Regions from separate parts of the Homo sapiens genome. Here all the other regions are linked to region 2. The links are chromatin contacts, found by Hi-C or POLR2A ChIA-PET in ENCODE. All regions are on one chromosome and are shown on one strand. The core of a region is the stretch at or near the end of the contact, and the rest is flanking DNA. Distances in the headings are between cores, read along the strand shown. Region 1 overlaps MICAL2 (microtubule associated monooxygenase, calponin and LIM domain containing 2). Region 2 holds the start of EIF4G2 (eukaryotic translation initiation factor 4 gamma 2). Region 3 holds the start of AKIP1 (A-kinase interacting protein 1). Region 4 has its middle 20 kb from the start of IPO7. Region 5 holds the start of IPO7 (importin 7). Region 6 holds the start of TMEM9B (TMEM9 domain family member B). Region 7 holds the start of TMEM41B (transmembrane protein 41B).

Region 1 (2,700 bases), core at 128-2,627, 1.4 Mb after region 2:
TCTTGTCTTTAAAAACAAACAAAAAAATCTGGTGCTGGTAAATATGGGGAGAGGGCAGGGGATGATGAAGAGGACAAGAGATGAGGATGCAGATGCTTTCCGTTGGAGGGAGGGGATGCGTACTGGGTTGTGTGTTGGGGCACCCGTAGCTAGGGTTGTTGTTTCAGACAACCAGGAGGTAAAAGAATCCTCCTGTGATCGGGTAGGTTAGGATTTACGGGGCTGATTGGGCTGTATGCCTGGGTTTGAGGTGAGCAGGTGGCCTGCAGCACTTCCCCCTGCATCCAAAATGGTAGAAAGGCTAGGATTTAATATGGGCCTGCGATGGAAGCCCCCTCTGAGAGGGTAGATGGCTCCCTGCAGAAGCGATCTATGGTCAATGGGACATGGCTCCCTGGTTCTGACAGAACTAGCCATTTGGAGAAGGCTCCCGTGGCTGAAGACTGGTAGCAGAGAGGTCTTACCCCAGAAAAGGATGGGGGAGCCTAGGTGGACCCTAGCCCAGCGACAAGGGTAGGCTTACCCATGGGGTACGGAGGAGGTACTAAATTCAGTCTTTCCCACTCCAGCCATAGCATCAGCTCGGCCTCCAGAGTTCTGCTCATTCCCTGAGGAGACAAGCCTGACAGCCGAGTGCCCTTTGGGAGCCCTTGCAGGGTGATGCAATGGGCTTGGGTAGAGCAGGGCTTTCTGGATTTCAATGCCCAGATGCAGGCAGCAGAGAGTGGGCTGTGAGGCGTTCTCAGTAGGGCAACCATGTCATGTATCATCTAAACCAGGAGACTTCTGAGAGTGAAGGGGGCACTGTTAACAATCAGGCTGGGGGTAAAAAGCGGTAAATCAGAACTACCCTCCACCTCCAACAAACTAGGCTGTATGGTCACGCTAGTCATCAGGCTATAGTTAATGCTTATTTGAAGTTAATAAAATATTGTTTACTAGGATCTGTGATGGTGAGTGAATTGCAGACTTGATTTGCCATCAAATCCCTAGGCAGCTCATTTGAGCCCTGAGAGTCCATGTGAGGTGAACCCGGTCACCTTCTTGTAGGAGAGAGGCTCCCTGGGTGCAGAGAGACCCCAGCTGGTCTCCATGAGGCAGCACACTGAAAGCATCAGCAGACCTGGCTGTGGCCTTGGGCAAACCATTAAACTGCTCTGAGCCCAAGGCCACTTTGCAATGGAGATCATCCCTGCCCTGCCTATGTCACCGGGATTCTTTTTGCTTTGATGTTTCATGAAGATCTTTTGGGGTGTAATTCCAGCCCCTTCTGACGAAGCCTTGGCTCCCTAGGTGGAGTGAGGTTCTCTCCGCTGTGCCTGAACAAAACCCTGTGACAGCATTTGTCACAGTGCGGAGTCATTTACTACCACTCCTGCCTGTAGGCTGACAGCTGTTTGTGGGCAGGGACACATCCTCAGCGCCAGCTCAAAGCCAGCCCTATGCCCTCAGGGATCTTAGTGGGACTGAAGCCCTTGGTGGCCCCCAGAGCTCACCCTGCTTTCTTGGCCATTGCAGGTGGATGGTCAAACCGGAGAGAATGACATGAACAAACGGAGACGGAAGGGCTTCACCAACCTGGACGAGGTTTGTGTACACAGTGTGGCTTTAAACAGAGGCTCGTTTCCTGACAACCAGTGGCCACAGGCAGCCTCACTGTGGTAGCAGCCTGGCCCTGTTCCTTCCCTCTCTCATGAACCACTGGGTTCCAAGCTTGGCGTGATGGAAAAACAGTTGGGGTTTTGGATCACGCTTCACTACTTACTAGCTGTGTAACCTTGAGAAACACAACCTCCCAGGATGTGGTTCATGTCTGTAACGTGCAATGATACACTTGAAATACATGAAACTTGGCAGGACTTTTAAAGATGAATAAGATGAACATGGTATCTGACACATGTTAATCAATATACAACCACTGTTAACAGTAAATAGTAAAGAGGCATCAGCACTCCCACTTTTCTCCCAATCATCGTTTGTATCCATTTGTGTTTCCTTTGCTTTTAGCCTTTAAGGCATATGTCGTGGTCTCCACAAGTGCCACCTTCTGGTGAAAGAAGAAAATTACAGGTTACTTTGTCAAAGGAGAGCCTGAATCTCTTGCCTGCTTCTGAAAAATTGATCAAGGGGAAAGAGTGTCAGTTCTTGCTTCCCTGGGCAGCTTTTAAAAGAGACCTGAGATATACACGTCATTCAAAAAAAGCCATTCCAACTCCACAAGCATGCATATTGTCAGCGAAGTGTGGGATGCCAGCTTTTGCCAGCCTACTGGCTGACCTCAAAATGATGACTTAGAGGCATGAGGGACGGTCTGTATAATACATTGATATCTGATTGATAGGAGGTAGAAGGGACTTTTTCTACTGTTTATGGTCGAAGAGTTTTTATTGCTGTATAGTTGCATGACATGGTTGTTCGTGTCTGACTTGCTGCCCCTCACAACAGTGAGCTTTATAATAAATAGAGTCATGAGGTTCACCTTGGGGAAAGCAGCAGCCAGCCATTCAACCCATTATCTGTGATGGTCAAAGGGAAGCGCTGACAAAGAAAAACGAGTTCAGTTCACATCTTAAAATATGAACAAACCCATTCTACCCAATGAGTTCAAAACACCCTGGGTTGAACATTTTCCTAGAGCTTCTTGAAGGTGCACTTCAGGAAGCACTGTTTCTTCTCCACCACTTGGCTGTGGTGTAAGCA
Region 2 (2,700 bases), core at 110-2,609:
TCAAGGATGCAAAGAGACTTCGTAGAACACAAGAGCATTTTAAACGGCTCAGAACGAATCTTTTGAAAAAGCCACATTCTACTATCTTTAAAACTGAGCACTGAGATCAATAGAAAAGTCTAACTACAGACACGAGCAACATCACGTGGAAAATGTCTGCCCTAGGAATTTTTACTGCCTTGACGAGGCCAGCGACTAGATGAGGTCTCTCCGAAAGCTCTTCAGCAGTTTTCCCCTGTCCACCCTTTCGCCTCCTCCCCGTGGAGAGCTCGTGGAAAGACGCGCGAGAGGGGGCCGGGTGTACAGGACTAGCACTTGCAGGCGGAAGACCAGGGCCACAACATGGCAGCAGGAACCTCCGCCCCGTTTTTCCCTTCCTGGGAACAAAAGAGCGGAGCATTCCTCCCACCCAGGCGCAAGTTAGGGAAGTGCTTCCGACAACCTCCCCGCGAGGCCCGGGTCGCTCGACGGGGAGGAGCAGCTGAGGCCACCCCCGCCAGCCCGGCGCCCAGCTCTTTGTTCTCCAAGCAGGAAGGCGGCCTCCTGCCCACCCGCCGCCTCCAAGCGGGCCCCCTCCTGCACCATAAATCCCCCCGGGACTGACAACCGCCTCGCCACGGCCTCCTCTGCTGACAAAAGGGGCAGAAATCATCACTCTCTCTTTCCTCCCCGACGAAGGGCAGCCCCTGCCGACTCCAGGTCCTACACACCTCCCCGCCGGGAGGCCAGGCTCCGGGACGCCTGCGGTTCCCTGGTCCCGCGCCAACGGCCTGGCCTTCCCTGCCGGCCCGCGTGCCTCCCGCCACGGCGCTAGCGGTCCGAGCCACGCTCCCTCGCCGTCCGAGCACAGCCGTGCCTCGGTCCGCCACGGCCTCGTCCCTGCAGGCGTCGGCCATCCGGCCATGACCGCACGGCGGCCTGGCCAACACTGACGTTTTCCTTCTACTCCGTCAGCAACAGGAAGAGAGAACAAAAGCCAAGACTTTCCAGGTATCTGAAGCGCAGAGGAAATGCTAAAAAAGGGTCGCCCCACCCGGCTCCGCCTGCGGCCGCCATTTTGTACCACTCGAGAAGAAGCGACCAGGGACGGCGGCCATTTTAGAGCGCTCCACTCGGCGGCGGCAGCGGCTCAACTCACCTTCACCGAGAACTCAGCAGCTGCCACCGCAGCTGCCTCCTCAGGATCCGGTCGTCGGGGATAGGGAAGGGAGGGGAAAGGGGAACGGAAAACAAAAAAAAGGGGGAGGGAAGGGGGAGGAAGGAGTCGGGGACGGCCTCAAACTCAGCTCAGAGGAGTCGCTGCTGCAGCCGCCACTCGGTACCCGCTGCCACCTCCATAGAGCTCCGACTCACTGCTGGCGCTAAGGCGTGTCTGAAGCCGAACTTATCACTCTTGGGGCAGCCGAACCCACCAGAGTCTCCCCGAATGGCTCCTTCGCCGCCCAATCAGCGGCCCGGTTGCCGTCTGCCACCAATCCGCGCAGGGCAGCGAGGAGGAGCCACAGGGCTGAGCTCGGTTGCGGCGCAGCCCCGCCGCAGTGCGCAAAGCCATATTCGCGAAGTCTCTGAGGCTGAGCCAGTGGCGTAAGGGGCGCCGAGCGCTGTCGAGATGAGGGTTGCGTGCGTAAAGCCGGAGAGCCCTTTTGAGTCTGCGTTGGCGTGGCTGCTGCTTCTTGCTCCAGTCCCTTTGTTCACTGAGTCCATATGCCATGCTCCAGTTGTATCATCCCCTTTTCCCTCGACCTCGTTTTCTCACCGGGAATATGGGAAGAAAACGCACCCTTACCTCCCCCGAACCCTGTGCGTGGCGAGTGAGCATTGCTTTTCTTGGCGCCCCTTGGAGCTGTGGCTGCCCTCGCGTGCCTGGCCTCTCCCGGGGCTGAGCCCTTCGGGTTGAGGCCTGGAGCCCCCGGGCGCAGCGCCGGGACACTACCCGGCTCCAGGTCCTCGGCTTCGGCAGCCTTAGGGAACCCAGAAAGTAGTGGGGAGGAGGCGAGACGTGCGCCCGGATGCCAAAGGGGAGCTTCATTCAGCTCCTTATTGGCCCACCCCCTGCAGAGTGAATGAGAAAGTGATGAAAGGAAGGGGTTGATTTTCTTCGAACCGCACAGAAGAAGCTGCTTTTCCCATAGGAATGTCCGGCTGGCGGTCACCGAGGAAAACACCCTGTGTGTCAGACTTCCGCGGGTGTTTGGAGGATTTCGAATTGCTAGCTCCTGTTTTTTTTTGTTTTTTGTTTGTTTAAGTGCACGTTAAACATTGTCAGTTGTGTATTTTCATTTTATTTAAGGTTCACCATAAGAAATAGGATTAAGCTTTTCAAAGCCGGCAAGTTGAACTATTTATACTTACCAGGTAATGTATTGATGAGTACCTTATTCCATCGTTTGCGACATTGTAGCTATACTAAAATGGAGTCATACTTCCATAAACTTAAACAACAAAAATGTCCCCATCTCCATTTTAACATGTAGTACTTTTACAGTGTATAGTCAAAGGCAAGAATGTGTGTGTTTTAACATGAATGACTTTTAAAGTGTTCAGTAAGAGGCAGGATTTTCAAAGACCCAAACTTAACCTTTGATGTGTCAAAACAGCTCTTGGTATTAGAGCACCTGGTCCTTAATACAATTTTCCGGAAAATTGCAGTTTTTCCTACGACATTTAAATGTAATAGAAGGCTGTGGTGTGGCTCTGAAG
Region 3 (2,777 bases), core at 100-2,599, 1.9 Mb before region 2:
GGAGGATTTATTTGTGTTCCTTAAAGTGACCCCCACTGAGCGTGTCCCTCAAAGTGGACCTTCCTAAGCATCGGCGCTTTGCTTTGCGCTGGGTGGTGCGGCTGAGTCACTAATTAGCAGTGAGAGCCTGGGCTGTATCTCCTACCAAATAACCAGCGGAGTGGAGTGACAGGTCCTTACTTAAACATGGTTTAAGTAAGCATTCACAGTTCCTTACTTAAACATGGTGCAGTCTTCCTAAAAGATGGAGTCAGACCCCAAGAGAACAGGTCTCCAAAAATATGTGAATCCGTACTTCCCACTGGAGGGGAGAGAGAGCTGCGCTGAGGGATTATGAGAGACCCTACAACTTCTCAGGCGCCCCCTGCCCCGGGGGCCAGGAACATCTGCAGACAGCCCCGCCTCCGTCTCGCCTCAATCCCGAGCTGTTCCCTTCTCCAAAGGCCACCTTGGCAGCCACACAGTTTGGCCTAATCACCTCCTCAAACAAGAGTAGCGACACCCCAAAATGTAGACCAAGCAGAAAGAGGCGCGGGAGGCACTTGCCTTATTCCCCATGATGTTTTTGTTTTGAGACGAAGTCTTCCTCTGTCGCCCAGGCTGGAGTGCAGTGGCGCGATCTCGTCTCACTGCAACCTCCGCTTCCCGGGTTCAAGCGATCCTCCCACCTCGACCCTCCCGAGTACCTGGGACTACAGATGCGCGCCACCACTCCTCCTACTGTGTGTGTGTGTGGACACGGGTTGTCGCTATGTTGCCTACCTAGCTGGTACCCCATAACCACTCCTGGCTAGTGTGTGTGTGTGTGTGTGGACACGGGTTGTCGCTATGTTGCCTACCTAGCTGGTACCCCATAACCACTCCTGGCTAGTGTGTGTGTGTGTGTGTGTGTGTGTGTCTACACGGGTTCTCGCTATGTTGCCTACCTAGCTGGTACCCCATAATTTTTTAGCTCAACAGGAGACCTGCCTTTATACCCACCAAGTTAAGCAGCGCAGTAGCCCTCTAAGGGCCAGCCCCACGCCCAGAGGCTCCTCTGACAGCGTGGACAGATGCCCTGGGCTGCTGGCTCGACTCAGTCCTCAGCCCCCAGCCCCCGACCCCCGACCCCCGGCCCCCGACCCCCGACCCCCGGCCCCCAGCGCCCGGCGCCCCGCCTCCAGCGCTCAGCAGTTAACCAGGCAACTCGCGCGCAGACGCCAAGGCTGGGACGCAGAAGGCGTGTTTGGCCGCCCAGCCGCCCCGCCTCCCCCACTTCTCCCGCCTCTCCCGCCTCTCCCGCCTTCCGCCAATGGCCCAGCTGCGCCGGCGCCGCCGGGAGCGCTAGGCCTGGTCCCTCTTCCTAGAATAGCGTTGCGCGCATGCGCCTTGACGAGTGAGCCGGGTGAGGGGGCTCCCTAAGTAGCGGAAGGGGTAGATGAAAATGGAAGGGGCGGGCGCGCTAGGCCTAGTCCTGGCTGGGCTCCCGCTGGAGTGTGCGTTGGGGGCGGACCAGGAGCGGTGGTCTCCAGGGAGGTCGAGGCTGGGGCTCCCACCCGGATTTGGAGCAGGGTCGCCGCGGCCCAGCTGACCCGCCGGCGTTTGTACGTTGTGTGCCCACTCAGGGAGCCATGGACAACTGTTTGGCGGCCGCAGCGCTGAATGGGGTGGACCGACGTTCCCTGCAGCGTTCAGCAAGGCTGGCTCTAGAAGTGCTGGAGAGGGCCAAGAGGAGGGCGGTGGACTGGCATGCCCTGGAGCGTCCCAAAGGCTGCATGGGGGTCCTTGCCCGGGAGGCGCCCCACCTAGAGAAACAGCCGGCAGCCGGCCCGCAGCGCGTTCTCCCGGGAGAGGTGAGGGTCGCTGTGCCGGGGGCCGCCCCAGTCCTTCGCGCCGCGGTAGCCCGCTGGGAGCCAGGGGTGCGCAGCGCAGAAGCAGCTGAGGAAACCTTCCCTTAGCGGAAGCTGGAAAGGATCAGAACAATGAATGGAAAAGTCCTTTCAAAACGCTTTACATTTGACAGATTCTTGTTGGGTAGCTGTAGAATAACGGTAGTGTTCAGCCCTGGTTGGTTACTTAAAAAAAAAAAAAAAAATTAGCCGGGCGCGGTGGCTCATGCCTGCAATCCCAGCACTTTGGGAGGCCGAGGCGGGCGGATCACCTGAGGTCGGGAGTTCGAAAGCAGCCTGACCAACATGGAGAAATCCCGTCTCTACTAAAAATACAAAATTAGCCGGGCGTGGTGGCGCATGTCTGTAATCCCAGGTACTAGGGAGGCTGAGGCAGGAGAATCGCTTGAACCCGGGAGGCGGAGGTCGCGGTGAGCCGAGATCGCGCCATTGCACTCCAGCCTGGGCAACAAGAGCGAAACCTCCGTCTCAAAAAAAAAAAAAAAAAAAAAATCTTACAGCTATCATCTGATAGTAGAGGAAAGCCTGCAAGCCTGTCTCTTAGATCCTGGATAAATTGCATGTCTATCTTTTAGAGTTGGAATTCTTTCTCAATAACATCGTTCTTTCTGACATAAACTTGCAGAGCCTTTCCAAAAGTAAAAAGGAGACTATTTCCAAAATGGCTTCATTCTCCAGTAGGGAATCCTAGAGCTAACCTGTGACGTGCCATTTATTCAAATAGAGAGAAGAGAGACCCCCAACCCTTAGTGCTTCCTTCAGAACAATGGCTGAATTCATGGACTATACTTCAAGTCAGTGTGGGGTAAGTTGGTGTGAACCAAAACTATGCCCCATCACCTGCTGATGGACCACATTTGGATCTTTCTGGAATTTACGGAGAATCTG
Region 4 (2,700 bases), core at 193-2,692, 1.4 Mb before region 2:
GCAACAAGGACACTCTGCTATATACAATATCTATCAGAGTGCTGGTAAATGCCTCACAACCATCAAGCCATCTCCCTCCCCCATATATTTATTCCTCTGTGAAGCCTTTCTTCTTCCCCCTCTATTACACTGAGTTGCTCTCTGTCCTGTTCACACTTCGATCAGAGCACTTATTACACAGTATAATGACGACGTGATTATGTATTTATCTCCCCTCACCAGAGCTCTGGAGGGCAGGAATCCGAGTACCACAATACAGGATGCAGAGCAGGCCTAAAATATTTATGGGAAGGATGGGAGCCGGACTATGATGGATCGCTTTAAATACCAGGGAAAGGACTTTCCACTCAAACCAAAATTCAACAGAGTATTAAATTTTCTTGCACAGAGGAATGACTTGCAGAATACAGTGTGCCATAAAAATGCACCCGGTCATTGTGTGAAGTTGGATGGGAATGTGGCAAAACCAGTTAGGAAGTTGCTGAGGTGACTCTGTCCATGGAGAGGAAGAACTACATCTAAAAGGCATTTCAAAGAAAATACAGGCCAGGCACGGTGGCTGTCGCCTGTAATCCCAGCACTTTGGGAGGCCAAGGCAGGCGGATCACGAGGTCAAGAGATCGAGACCATCCTAGCCAATATTGTGAAATCCTGTCTCTACTAAAAATACAAAAATCAGCTGGGCGTGGTGTCGTGCGTCTGTAGTCCCAGCTACTCAGGAGGCTGAGGCAGGAGAATCGCTTGAACCCAGGAGGAACCCAGGAGGGGGAGGTTGCGGTGAGCCGAGATCGCGCCAGCCTCGTGACAGAGGGAGACTCCGTCTCAAAAAAAAAAAAAAAAAAAAAAAGGAAAGAAAGAGAAAATACAAACAAAAGCTGAGATTTGCTGAGTTCCTACCATGTGCTACGCAATGCCAACAACAAGGTGGCATGGAATAATCCTCATGTCTGTTAAGTGGGTGGGGGTAGGAGTGGGGGTAGGAGTAGGGGAGTGTCACACATCTGCAAACGGTAACGTTGAACTTCCAAAGTAGGTCCATCGGGCTCTCAGGACCCGCGGCTGTCCGAGGCCTCAGTTGCCTCAATTAGTCTTAGGCTAACTTCCTCCTTGCGCTGGGGGGTGGGGAATACTTTCCCGTGCGGAGGCCTCAGCTCCTCAATGTACAGAGAAGAGCCTTGCAGGGCCTAAACACTGGAGTTCAGGGATCCTTTATCAAGCTGCCAAACCTTTTCAGGGGCTTGGAAGGACACCTAAGGGCGGAAGCGGGCGCGTTGTGGCCCCCGTGGGGCAGTGGGAAGGCAGCAGGGCCTCGCGGGCGGAGGCCGGAGCGCCGCTGACGCCGGAGCGGAAGCCGCTGAGTCATGGTGGGGGCAGGAATGCAGCGCATTTGGAGAAGGCCCGGGACGCCGGCGGCTCCAGCATTACTGAGCAGTGACTTGGCGTCCGCACCTTCACTGCAGTCGGGAACCACCAGTGACGGCGGTGACCGGAAGAGCTGAGTCACCGCAGGCGACGGCGAGCGACGCCGGCGGGGAGGGGCTGACGCGCCTGGGGCCGCGCGCCTGGGCTCCAGGGCCCCGCGCGTCGCCACGATCCCGACGTTGCAATCCCCGCCAGCTCGGCGGGGGCCGCACGGGGCTGGGTCTCCCGGATCCCGCCCGGGGATTGGAGTCTGAGGCTGAAATTTGAAATCTTGAAGTGGCCCCAAGCCACAAATACTACAGACTGGTTTCAGTGGGAATTAGGACCTTGTGAAAGGAGACAGCAGTGCCCCAAAGACTGGGTAGATTTTGAAGATCAAAGGCACTTGCCTAGGAACAAAAATGATTTGCCTGACTCAGTTCCAAAATGCAGCAAATAATAATTAAAGCGAAACACACACGCACTGTTTTTTTTAAATGCAAGAGCAAAACTTTTAAAATTCCAAAAGAAAATAAATCTTGGTTTCCGAGATGAATTCGTCAAAGGAAAATATCTTGGGGCCCCCATATCACTAAGCTAAAGGGAAAAGTCAAGCTGGGAACTGCGTAGGGAAAACCTGTCTCCCATTCTATTCAAAGTTACCCCTCTGCTCACTAACATAAATGCGTTATCTGATTGCCTCTTTTGGAGGCTGGGTGCGGTGGCTCACACCTGTAATCCCAGCACTTTGGGAAGGAGAGGCGGGCGGATCACTTGAGGTTAGGAGTTCCAGACCAGCCTGGCCAACATAACGAAATCCCGTCTCTACTAAAAATACAAAAATTAGCCGGGCATGCTGGTGGGCGCCTGTAATTCCAGCTACTCGGGAGGCTGAGGCAGGAGAATCGCTTGAACTCGGGAGGCGGAGGTTGCAGTGAGCCGAGCTCAGCCACTACGCTCCAGCCTGAGCAACAGAGCCAGACTCCCTCTCAAAAAATAAGATTAAAAAAAAAAAAGAATCCAGGCTGGGCACGGTGGCTCACGCCTGTAATCCTAACACTTTGGGAGGCCAAGGCGGGTGGATCACCTGAAGTCAGGAGTTCGAGATCAGCCTGGTGAACATGGAGAAACCCCTATCTCTACTAAAAATATATAAATTAGCTGGGCGTGGTGGCGGGCGCCTGTAATCCCAGCTGCTTGGGAGGCTGAGGCAGGAGAATCGCTTGAACCCGGGAGCAGAGGTTGCAGTGAGCCGAAATTGGGCCACTTCTCCCCAGCCTGGGCGAAAGAGGGAAACTC
Region 5 (2,700 bases), core at 15-2,514, 1.4 Mb before region 2:
TCCTGCCTCAACAGGAGGATTACGCCTGGCTAGGAAGGTGTCTTTTATTTTTATTTATTTATTTATTTATTTTTGAGATAGAGTCTCGCTCTGTCACCCAGGCTGGAGTGCAGTGGCATGATCTCGGCTCACTGCAAGCTCCACCTCCTGGATTCACGCCATTCTCCTGCCTCAGTGTAGCTGGGACTACAGGCGCCCACCACCACACCCGGCTAATTTTTTGTATTTTTAGTAGAGACGGGGCTTCACCGTGTTAGCTAGGATGGTCTCAATCTCCTGACCTTGTGATCCGCCCACCTTGGCCTCCCAAAGTGCTGGGATTACAGGTGTGAGCCACCGCGCCTGGCAGGAAGGTGTATTTTAATAGGGATTATGCTTTTACTCTGCATTAAGAGGTGATTTATATGAAGTCCCAACTAAAATTTGGATACTCAATAAAAAGCCATGATTTCAGTATTTGGTAATTACTAATACGTAATGTGATAAAAACCTTTCACACATAAAGTTCATTTAATCTTCCGTGTTATTGCCTTAGGATAAAGTCTCATAAGTGGAATTACTGGGTCAGAGTTTAAACATTTCGTTTCGTTTTGTTTTTTTGAGACGGAGTTTCGCTCTTGTTGCCCAAGCTGGAGTGCAATGGCACGATCTCGGCTCACTGCAACCTCCGCTTCCCGGGTTCAAGCGATTCTCCTGCCTCAGCCTCCCTAGTAGCTGAGACTACAGGCGCGTGCCACCACGCCCGGCTAATTTTTTGTATTTTTAGTAGAAACGGGGTTTCGCCGTGTTAGCCAGGATGCTCTCGATCTCCTGATCTCGTGATCCGCCCGCCTTGGCCTCCCAAAGTGCTGGGATTACAGGCGTGAACCACCGCGCCCGGCAGTTTAAATATTTTAGTGGCTATCAGAAACACATCTCAAATTGCTTTTCAGAAAGTTTCCTTCAATCACGCAGCCATTAGCAATCGATTGCACCACACACTGTATCTGACTCCCTTTATGAACATTGTGGATATAGTATGTGAAACCTTTTGTAACTGATTGTTTTGCTTTTCTTTTTGTGGAACTTGAACATTTTTCGTTTTTGAACAGAAAGACTTGTCTGTAGGAACGACAGCTCAGGCAGCCACGTGGGCTGCGGACTGTGTTTGTGGACTACATCTCCCAAAGTGCTCCGCAGGCGCGCCCACAGGAAGTCGCCGGAGCATCTCCCGCCTCCACGCCGAGGCGAAGAGGTTCTATCCGGGGCCTTGGCGCTTCTCTTTCCTTTCGCGCCGGTTGCCGCTGCGGAGCGCGGCGGGTCCATGTGCGCAGTGAGTGGCGCTATTCCTGGCCCAGTAGCACCCGAGCCCCGGGTTTGACCGAGTCCGCGCTGCGATGGACCCCAACACCATTATCGAGGCCCTGCGGGGCACTATGGACCCAGCCCTGCGTGAGGCCGCGGAGCGCCAGCTCAATGAAGTAAGGACGCCCGGCTAGCGGTGGCGGCGGGCAGGCGGGTGGGCAGAAGTGGCAGGCCGAGCCCCCGGGGCCTGGCCGGAGGCGCGGACGACGTCGTTGAGGGTCCCAGCAGGAGGGTGGGGCGGACATCTGACGGCGACTTCCACGCCGGGGCGCCTCGGTGTGGTGTGGTGGTGGTGGCTGCAGCCAAGGCTGCCTTTGCTTCGGATCCTGAGCTGGGCCTCTGGCTGCGGTCTAGGCATGAGGAGCCGGCTGAGGCGGGGCGGGCGTGACGGGTTGGACACATGGCTGGCTCGGGTGGCTGGCCGACCTCTGGCTCATTCCCAGCTGGTTCCTCACGTCCAGGAGGGGGCGAAACTTACTGGGAGGTTTTTCAGATGTTTCTGAGACCAGTCTCGCCGTCGCAGGGTTTGGAAGGGCTCCTGGGAATGCCGGCTGGTCCTTTGGGGGCTGCGCCTGTCATCCTTGTCACTTTGCTGGGCTGATCAGTGGCCTGCCTCGGGCACAACTTCCTCCTCTCTGGCTGAGTTGCTAGGGAAGGCTTTCAAAGGCAAGCCCGCGCCTCCTTGGCAGGATAGGAGTAGTGCGGGACACTCACAGAGTCTGATCCCTGCTTTTCCGCTGTCCTAATGCTTCAGTCGGGGAGCTGGCTTATGTAGTGGGAAGGATCAGGTGAAGTGCACCCTTCTAGGTATAGCTGCACCATTGATTCCTTGAGTGACCTTGGGCCAGTCGCTTAACCTCTTGATCCTGAGTTTTTCCCATTCATAAAATTACGCCACAGAGTTGCTGTGACAGACAGGTGAGATAATGTTAAGTCTGAGTGCCTTGGAACATGCTGAGCTCCTTATCAGTTCAGATATTGCATTCTCTGAAGGTTTTTTTTTTCCCCCATATTTTGTGGGGACCGCTCCTTGGAAAACAGCTTAATTGCATGAATATTTATTGTACTATCTCCAGTGTCATTCTTTGTTTCTAAACTTTTGCATTTTTACGTATTAATGATCAGTATTTTAAATCCTTCTTAAAAGGGCTGCTGTAACTTTTCTGCCAGTTAGTAACTGTCCTTCAGCATGCTGCTGAATCTGCCAGCTTTACTGAACTTTAGTGTACATTTTTTAACTGAAAAAGAAATCACACTTTAAAATAGAAATTCAACTATTTTATGCGTCTTTTAGCTGGTAAGTAAATAATTTAAAAACATTGTTTATATTGACTTACCAGAAACAGCAGAAATATT
Region 6 (2,748 bases), core at 40-2,539, 1.8 Mb before region 2:
ATGAGGCAAGATATGCAGAGGGTGCCAGCAATGTTTTCAAAGTCAGGAGACGTGCTGCTGTCCCTGTTTCTGGTAGGAGGTAGAGATGGTTTCAAAAAGAATCTCTGAATCAAAAACATTTGCCTGCCTGTAACCTTTCCCCACTCCTACATTTAAAGATATTATAAATTAAAGCTCTTATTTTTAAAAACGCAATGTCATTCTGTTTTCCCATCATACTAATGTGAATCCCTTCTGTTCTCCCCCAATGATGAGCTAGCTCATCAAAGAGGAAGCACAGGTATGCATGGAGCTAGGGCAGGTCTGGAGAGCTGGGGCACCAGAGAACAGTATGAGGGAACTAGAAGGTCAAGAAATCGAACCAGGGAGGCCACAACCTCACCTCTCTTGCAGTTTGGTTCTTCCCTTACCCACTAAATTATCAGGAAGAGAGAAAGCAAGAAAGGCACCAAGGGACTCGTGGAGGGAGTTAGGTGAGAATATGAAGCAGGTGAGAGATGCTCCGTAGGCCCTATTGGGAGGGAAGTAGGCCAGGAGGGGCAAGTTCCCACCACAGGAAGGGAAGTGTTCAGGGGTGAGCTGAGCTGAGTCGGCCCTTGACAGGGAAGGCTCTGTCAGATGGGGGCTTCCTATCATTCTGGCTTGGGGCATGCGGGGCCTGTGAGGCTGGCGGAGGGCGCAGGTGGGCTGTCAAGAGCTTAGGGTGGAAAGTTAAAGGCTCTCGGAGGTGAAAAGGTTGTCAAGTGTAAGATGCGTGCAGCCGGGGCTGGGAAGGGAAATGTTAAGGCGGTGGGGGGCTGCTGTCCGGACTGTGGGCACTGTCGGGGCTGGGGACGACCGTGGGGCGCTGCCTGCCAGGCTGTCGGGGCTGAGGGCGAGAGTGCCGCCGGGCAGTCGGGAGGGGCGGGGCTGGTGGCGGCGGGGGTCTGCCGGAGCTGTGAGGCCAGGCGTATGGCTGTCAGGAATGGGCCAAGGAGCAGGTTGGCAGACCCAGTTTCCGCAAGGCCGGTGGTAGGGGAGGAGCTTCCGTCAGGAGCGAGGCTGGGCGGGACTCACCTTGGCGGCGTCTGACAGCTGCGCCAGCAGCAGCACGGAAAGCGCCAGGCACGACAGGCTGAGCAAGGAGCCAAGCCGAAGAAGGCCTCCCCACAGGGTCGCCATCGCTGGGGGCCCAGCGGTCCCACAGCCCGGAGCCCCCGCGACCGGCTCCCGGCTCGGGCTCAGGCTCAGGCTCAGGCTCAGGCACAGGCTTGGGACCCGGCTGGGGATCCTCCGCCCGCACTTCCGTCTGGACGCGAAGGCGTCACCGGGCGCGCCGGGTCAGATGCAAAAAGCATCCGCCCCGGAACCGGTTACCAGTGCGAAGGGCCGGGAGGCTGGGCAGTCCTGGTGCCCGCCTTGGCCTAGCCCCGGCCCCGGGACGGAAGGGGGCCTCTGGGGTGGCAGCCTGGGCCCAGTAGAGCTTTGCATCTCTTGGATATCTTTCCCGGGCGCAGAAGCTGCGGGGCTTAGGGAGTCGCCATTGCGCTGGAAAGTCCTCCCGCCCACGGAGACCCCAGCAAACTCCGAGTGTCACACAGTCGCCTCTGGCGACCCGTGCGGGCCGGAGCCGTTCGCGCACAGGCAGGGCGGGTGCTGAGCGTGGAAACGGGGCTGGAATTGGCCGAGCCATGCCTTTCCGGGATGCCCACCGCCAGTCAAAGGGTTGGGGGTGGTCTCTGCACCTTAAGTACTAACCTGCCGCCCACGCGCCTCCTGACCACAGCACCCCGTCGGCTTTCTAATTCTGTGAGCTGCCCTCGTGGGCGTGGCCTCCCTGTGGAGCTCCCCATGTGCCTCCCCTTGGTCCAGCCTGCAGCTAGGAAGTGGGTCACAGCGACGGGGCTGGGCTGGGCCAGGCCAGGCTCCGGGAGATGTGGAATTGGCGAAACAACTGCCCCAGTAGTATCCTCCGCCTAGGACTCCAAGAGGTGGCGAATTGGGGCACTACGCCCGGGTAAGGCAGTGCCTGTTCAGGGCTGCCGACCTGTCTCCCCAGGGCTGTCATTCTCAGCAAGTACTTTAGGAGTGCCTTAGATCGGCACATTCTCCCATTGAAATATTTTTGTTAGTGGAGACAAGGGAGGTAATGGCAAGGACACGGATCATCACAGCCCCTAGGGATTTGTTGAATGACCTTTGGCAAATCACTTCCCTTCTCTGGGCCTGTAGTTCTTGGCTGAATATGAGGGAATGGATTTCAAATTATGCTCCATGTAATACCCGTGTTTTTACCTCTGTAAACAGATTTTTTTGTTTTTTTTGAGACGGAGTCTCGTTCTGTCCCCCGGGCTGGAGTGCAGTGGCGCGATCTCGGCTCACTGCAACCTCCGCCTCCCGGGTTGACGCCATTCTCCTGCCTCAGCCTCCCTAGTAGGTGGGACTACAGGCGCCCGCCACCACGCCGCCCGGCTAATTTTTTTTTTCTTTTTCTTTTTCTTTTTTTTTTTTTGTATTTTTAGTACAGACAGGGTCTCACTGTGTTAGCCAGGATGGTCTCGATCTCCTGACCTTGTGATCCGCCCGCCTCGGCCTCCCAAATTGCTGGGATTATAGGCGTGAGCCACCGCGCCCGGCCCCAACAGATTTTTAAAGATGGTCTTTTCCCAATTTGTGGAAATGTTTTAACAGAATGCTCTCAATATTTTTCGCCCATGTGATTCTTAGATTCATGTGAATCTAACACAACGTATCTGATACTGTTCCCAA
Region 7 (2,768 bases), core at 90-2,589, 1.5 Mb before region 2:
GGAAAAATACCCAAAAACATAAGGCTGACAGAGCCAAATTAGACTGTTGGAGACATTTTAAATTATTTGAAAATACATTAACATTTTCTACTACATACTCTTAGAAGTTCTCCTAGCCATCACTGGTGGTGGAACACACCTATGTGAGCTACAGACAAACTTGTTAGGATCACTTTAAGTTTATGAGCTTTAAAATCATTTAAAGAACGATTCCAGGCCAACACGGAATCAAAGTATTTAGTTTCTACGTACAGTTTTTTCCTTAAAACAATATTTAAAGCCGTGAGATTCTGCAATTATAGAGGCAGTAGGAATAAAGAGAAAACAAAAACCAAAAATAAAGCCGTGAGAAATGTCAGGATGATGTAGTGGGGAAATAAACTTTAGAATGAGTGACCTTAGCTGTAACTAAGTAATTGCTAATATTTATTTAGCCCCCACTTCATATCCAAGCATTGCTCTAAATCTTTTACGTGAATTATTTCGTTTAACCCACGCACCACCTATTAAGTAGATATTATTATTATCCCCATTTCACAGTTCAGACACTGAGCTTTTTTTGAAAGTTACCAAGTCCAAGGTTCCAAGTAAACAGTAGGGCAGGGACTCAAGCCCAGGTGTACTGCCACCTGGAAGTATTAAGTCCTCGCTCCTAACTACTACTTCACTGATCTGGCTTTATGACTTTATAAGTCATATACCCACACTGGGCCTCAGTTTCTTCATCTGTAAAAACAACGCAGCGAATGCCACAGTACAGCTCCTTCCAGCTCTGCCTAGCGTCGTTATCATCAACCTTACAATCTACCTGAGCGTCAACAAGCCAGTGTCATCCCTTCTTTTAAATGAATTCTACTCAAACAGCATTTACAACGCACCTACTCGGCGTCCGGCCTTGTGCTGCGCGAGCGCCCAAGCCCAACTCCCCCACGGTCTCTGCTCCCGCCGCGGCGCCAGCAGGCCCCCCTCTTTCCCCGCGACTCTCCGAGAATAGCGGGGGTCCTTTTCCCCACCCGACACACAGAAGCCTCGGGCCACCCCCAGCTCTGCTCCCCGGGCCCACTCACCCTTCTGGTGGTCTCTGCTGCCAGGCGCCGCGAGACCCCGCGTCCCCGCTGCCCCGTCCCCCACGGGGGTCGTGTGGTGAGCGCCCAACTGCGATCGTTCGGCGACTCTGCCTTTCGCCATGGCTGCTGCAAGGTGAAGGGAGCGGTGCGGTGCCGCGCCCCCTAAACAACAAAACTCTGTTGCAGGCTCCTTACTACGCCGAAGCGCCACGGCTAGAGCCACTTCCGGCGCGACCTCCTCACCCGAGACGACCTCAGCCCAGCGAGTACTGCAACCTCCTGCAAACACCCGCAGCGCCCACCACAGGCTAAACCCCGCCCCGTGCCGCCCCCGAGCCTCGCGTGCTCGCGCCGGCCCAGTAACCGCGAGACAAGTCAGGGTCCTGGACCGCCCCCTTCAGTGCCCCGCCCCGGCCCGCCCGCGGGAAAGAGGTGGCCGCCGGGCGCTGGGGCGAGAGCATGCGCAGTCGCGGCACTCGAGTCACCCGGCTGCGACTCGCTGGCCCTGGCGTCTAAAGCGTAGCCTTAATTACCCGGAAGTGCGGTCCCAGGGACTTCAAACCTTTTGTCCAGGCCGCCGGAGGTGCCTGTGATTAGTCGGCATTTCGCGGCTGAGGCTGATTCAGCCCATTACATCAATTCCGCAGCTGCTGTCTTCAATTTGGAGGCGCCAGAGAGTGCTTGATCTAAAAGATGGTGGGAAATACAAAGGTTGAGCAAAACCTACCTGAATTTCAGGAAACTAAGGCTCAGAGAGGGCTACGTACAACCTGTGAAGATCACAGGATGGCAAAAATGGGCTTAGAATCCAGGTTGTCCTGTTCCCAAAGCTAACGGTTTTGCATTAGCTGCTGCCCCTTACTACTAAACCCAAGTCAGCTCTACATTTAGCTTATCCCTAAGCTAAGCGGAAACATGCCTTTTCCACAGGTAACTTTTTCTGCTTCTACCCCTCAGAGCACATTCAGCTTACTCACCGTGGTTACCTCTTGAAAGCAACTTAGAGGCCGGTCGCGGTGGCTCAAGCCTGTAATCCCAACACTTTGGGAGGCCAAGGCGGGCGGATCATTTGAGACCAGGAGTGTGAGGCCAGACTGGCCAAAATGGTGAGATGAGACCCCGTCTCTGCTAAAAATACAAAAATGAGCTGGACATGATGGCTTGTAATCCCAGCTACTCGAGAGTGTGAGTCAGGAGAATCGCTTGAACCCCGGAGGCTGAGGTTGCGGTGAGAAATTGCACCGCTGCACTCCAGCATAGACCACAAAGCAAGACTCCGTCCCAAAAAAAAAAAAAAAAAATCCTGATTGTTTCTATTCAGTAATTACATTTGTAGGAAATTATTCCATGAAAATAAACATAAATAATTCCTCTGTATTAGTATAACAGTGAAAAACTAAAAGCAATATAAAAATCCAACACTAAATAAAAATGGTTAAGTAAATTATGGGAAACCCATTCAATTGAACTGTTTTATGTACACATCCTTTGCCTACTTCTGGCTCCCATTTTATTTCCTTCATAGTCATTAAAAGCAATTAATTCTGTGAACTATTTGTTTACTTGTTTATTGTCTGCCTCCACCTTTAGAATATAAGCTTTAAGGCAGGGGCTTTGTCTTTTTGTTTTTTGTTTTTTTAAGTGATGGGAATCTCACTATATTGTCCAGGCTGGATCTGAACTTCTGGACTCAAGGGATCC

Evidence for each region. A loop is a pair of places that touch in the nucleus more often than their neighbours do. ChIA-PET counts read pairs that join two places held with the same protein, here RNA polymerase II (POLR2A). Pooled maps may share reads with other maps.
Region 1: a loop to region 2 is called in a pooled map, with 16 times the contacts of the local background. The contact joins the enhancer-like site here to the promoter of EIF4G2 in region 2. A Hi-C loop is called at or near these places in 1 of 168 maps with a recorded cell type or tissue (CD8-positive, alpha-beta T cell) and 8 of 50 pooled maps. POLR2A ChIA-PET finds 5 or more read pairs at or near these places in 3 of 52 experiments (CD4-positive, alpha-beta T cell, activated CD4-positive, alpha-beta T cell and naive thymus-derived CD4-positive, alpha-beta T cell).
Region 3: a loop to region 2 is called in a pooled map, with 6 times the contacts of the local background. The contact joins the promoter of AKIP1 here to the promoter of EIF4G2 in region 2. A Hi-C loop is called at or near these places in 6 of 50 pooled maps. POLR2A ChIA-PET finds 5 or more read pairs at or near these places in 2 of 52 experiments (OCI-LY7 and activated T-cell).
Region 4: a pooled map shows a loop between it and region 2 (5-fold over the local background). The contact joins the enhancer-like site here to the promoter of EIF4G2 in region 2. A Hi-C loop is called at or near these places in 1 of 50 pooled maps. POLR2A ChIA-PET finds 5 or more read pairs at or near these places in 3 of 52 experiments (T-cell, activated T-cell and activated naive CD4-positive, alpha-beta T cell).
Region 5: a pooled map shows a loop between it and region 2 (16-fold over the local background). The contact joins the promoter of IPO7 here to the promoter of EIF4G2 in region 2. A Hi-C loop is called at or near these places in 6 of 50 pooled maps. POLR2A ChIA-PET finds 5 or more read pairs at or near these places in 2 of 52 experiments (T-cell and activated naive CD4-positive, alpha-beta T cell).
Region 6: a pooled map shows a loop between it and region 2 (14-fold over the local background). The contact joins the promoter of TMEM9B here to the promoter of EIF4G2 in region 2. A Hi-C loop is called at or near these places in 8 of 50 pooled maps. POLR2A ChIA-PET finds 5 or more read pairs at or near these places in 4 of 52 experiments (HepG2, activated B cell, activated CD4-positive, alpha-beta T cell and 1 more).
Region 7: a loop to region 2 is called in a map of CD4-positive, alpha-beta T cell, with 9 times the contacts of the local background. The contact joins the promoter of TMEM41B here to the promoter of EIF4G2 in region 2. A Hi-C loop is called at or near these places in 1 of 168 maps with a recorded cell type or tissue (CD4-positive, alpha-beta T cell), 1 of 37 single-sample maps with no recorded cell type and 8 of 50 pooled maps. POLR2A ChIA-PET finds 5 or more read pairs at or near these places in 2 of 52 experiments (GM10248 and naive thymus-derived CD8-positive, alpha-beta T cell).

Annotation. Positions count from the first base shown.
Region 1 is chr11:12,234,659-12,237,358 of GRCh38, forward strand. MICAL2 (microtubule associated monooxygenase, calponin and LIM domain containing 2) reads left to right here. Exons shown (of 28, transcript NM_001282663.2): 16 at 1,519-1,587. Among named protein-coding and RNA genes, the nearest start is that of MIR6124, 72 kb to the left of the region's middle. Within about 2 kb of position 1,378, at least 17 of the 41 ENCODE cell types and tissues checked have a DNase peak (open chromatin) inside an H3K27ac peak, as active enhancers do; they include CD4-positive, alpha-beta T cell and CD8-positive, alpha-beta T cell, where a contact is called at or near this core.
Region 2 is chr11:10,807,567-10,810,266 of GRCh38, forward strand. EIF4G2 (eukaryotic translation initiation factor 4 gamma 2) reads right to left here and starts at 1,360. Exons shown (of 22, transcript NM_001418.4): 1 at 1,139-1,360. LOC101928053 (a long non-coding RNA gene) reads left to right here and starts at 1,731. Exons shown (of 3, transcript NR_120540.1): 1 at 1,731-1,800; 2 at 2,291-2,355. RefSeq lists enhancers at 133-212, 943-1,202, 1,713-1,762, 1,838-2,444 and a silencer at 1,483-1,532.
Region 3 is chr11:8,909,840-8,912,616 of GRCh38, forward strand. It overlaps AKIP1 (A-kinase interacting protein 1), which reads left to right and starts at 1,350. Exons shown (of 6, transcript NM_020642.4): 1 at 1,350-1,384; 2 at 1,605-1,832; 3 at 2,614-2,694. The coding sequence starts at 1,611. It also overlaps a transcript of DENND2B not described here. RefSeq lists a silencer at 1,115-1,394 and enhancers at 1,485-1,554, 1,565-1,654.
Region 4 is chr11:9,363,034-9,365,733 of GRCh38, forward strand. No RefSeq gene overlaps it. Among named protein-coding and RNA genes, the nearest start is that of IPO7, 20 kb to the right of the region's middle. RefSeq lists enhancers at 678-1,877, 1,513-2,214 and a silencer at 1,508-1,687. Within about 2 kb of position 1,443, at least 41 of the 41 ENCODE cell types and tissues checked have a DNase peak (open chromatin) inside an H3K27ac peak, as active enhancers do.
Region 5 is chr11:9,383,388-9,386,087 of GRCh38, forward strand. IPO7 (importin 7) reads left to right here and starts at 1,265. Exons shown (of 25, transcript NM_006391.3): 1 at 1,265-1,460. The coding sequence starts at 1,377. RefSeq lists an enhancer at 1,267-1,782.
Region 6 is chr11:8,963,153-8,965,900 of GRCh38, forward strand. TMEM9B (TMEM9 domain family member B) reads right to left here and starts at 1,290. Exons shown (of 5, transcript NM_020644.3): 1 at 1,057-1,290. The coding sequence starts at 1,161. TMEM9B-AS1 (TMEM9B antisense RNA 1) reads left to right here and starts at 1,523. Exons shown (of 5, transcript NR_073431.1): 1 at 1,523-1,996. RefSeq lists silencers at 754-943, 984-1,483.
Region 7 is chr11:9,313,254-9,316,021 of GRCh38, forward strand. It overlaps TMEM41B (transmembrane protein 41B), which reads right to left and starts at 1,340. Exons shown (of 7, transcript NM_015012.4): 1 at 1,068-1,340. The coding sequence starts at 1,188. RefSeq lists enhancers at 531-1,048, 1,049-1,564 and a silencer at 1,330-1,679.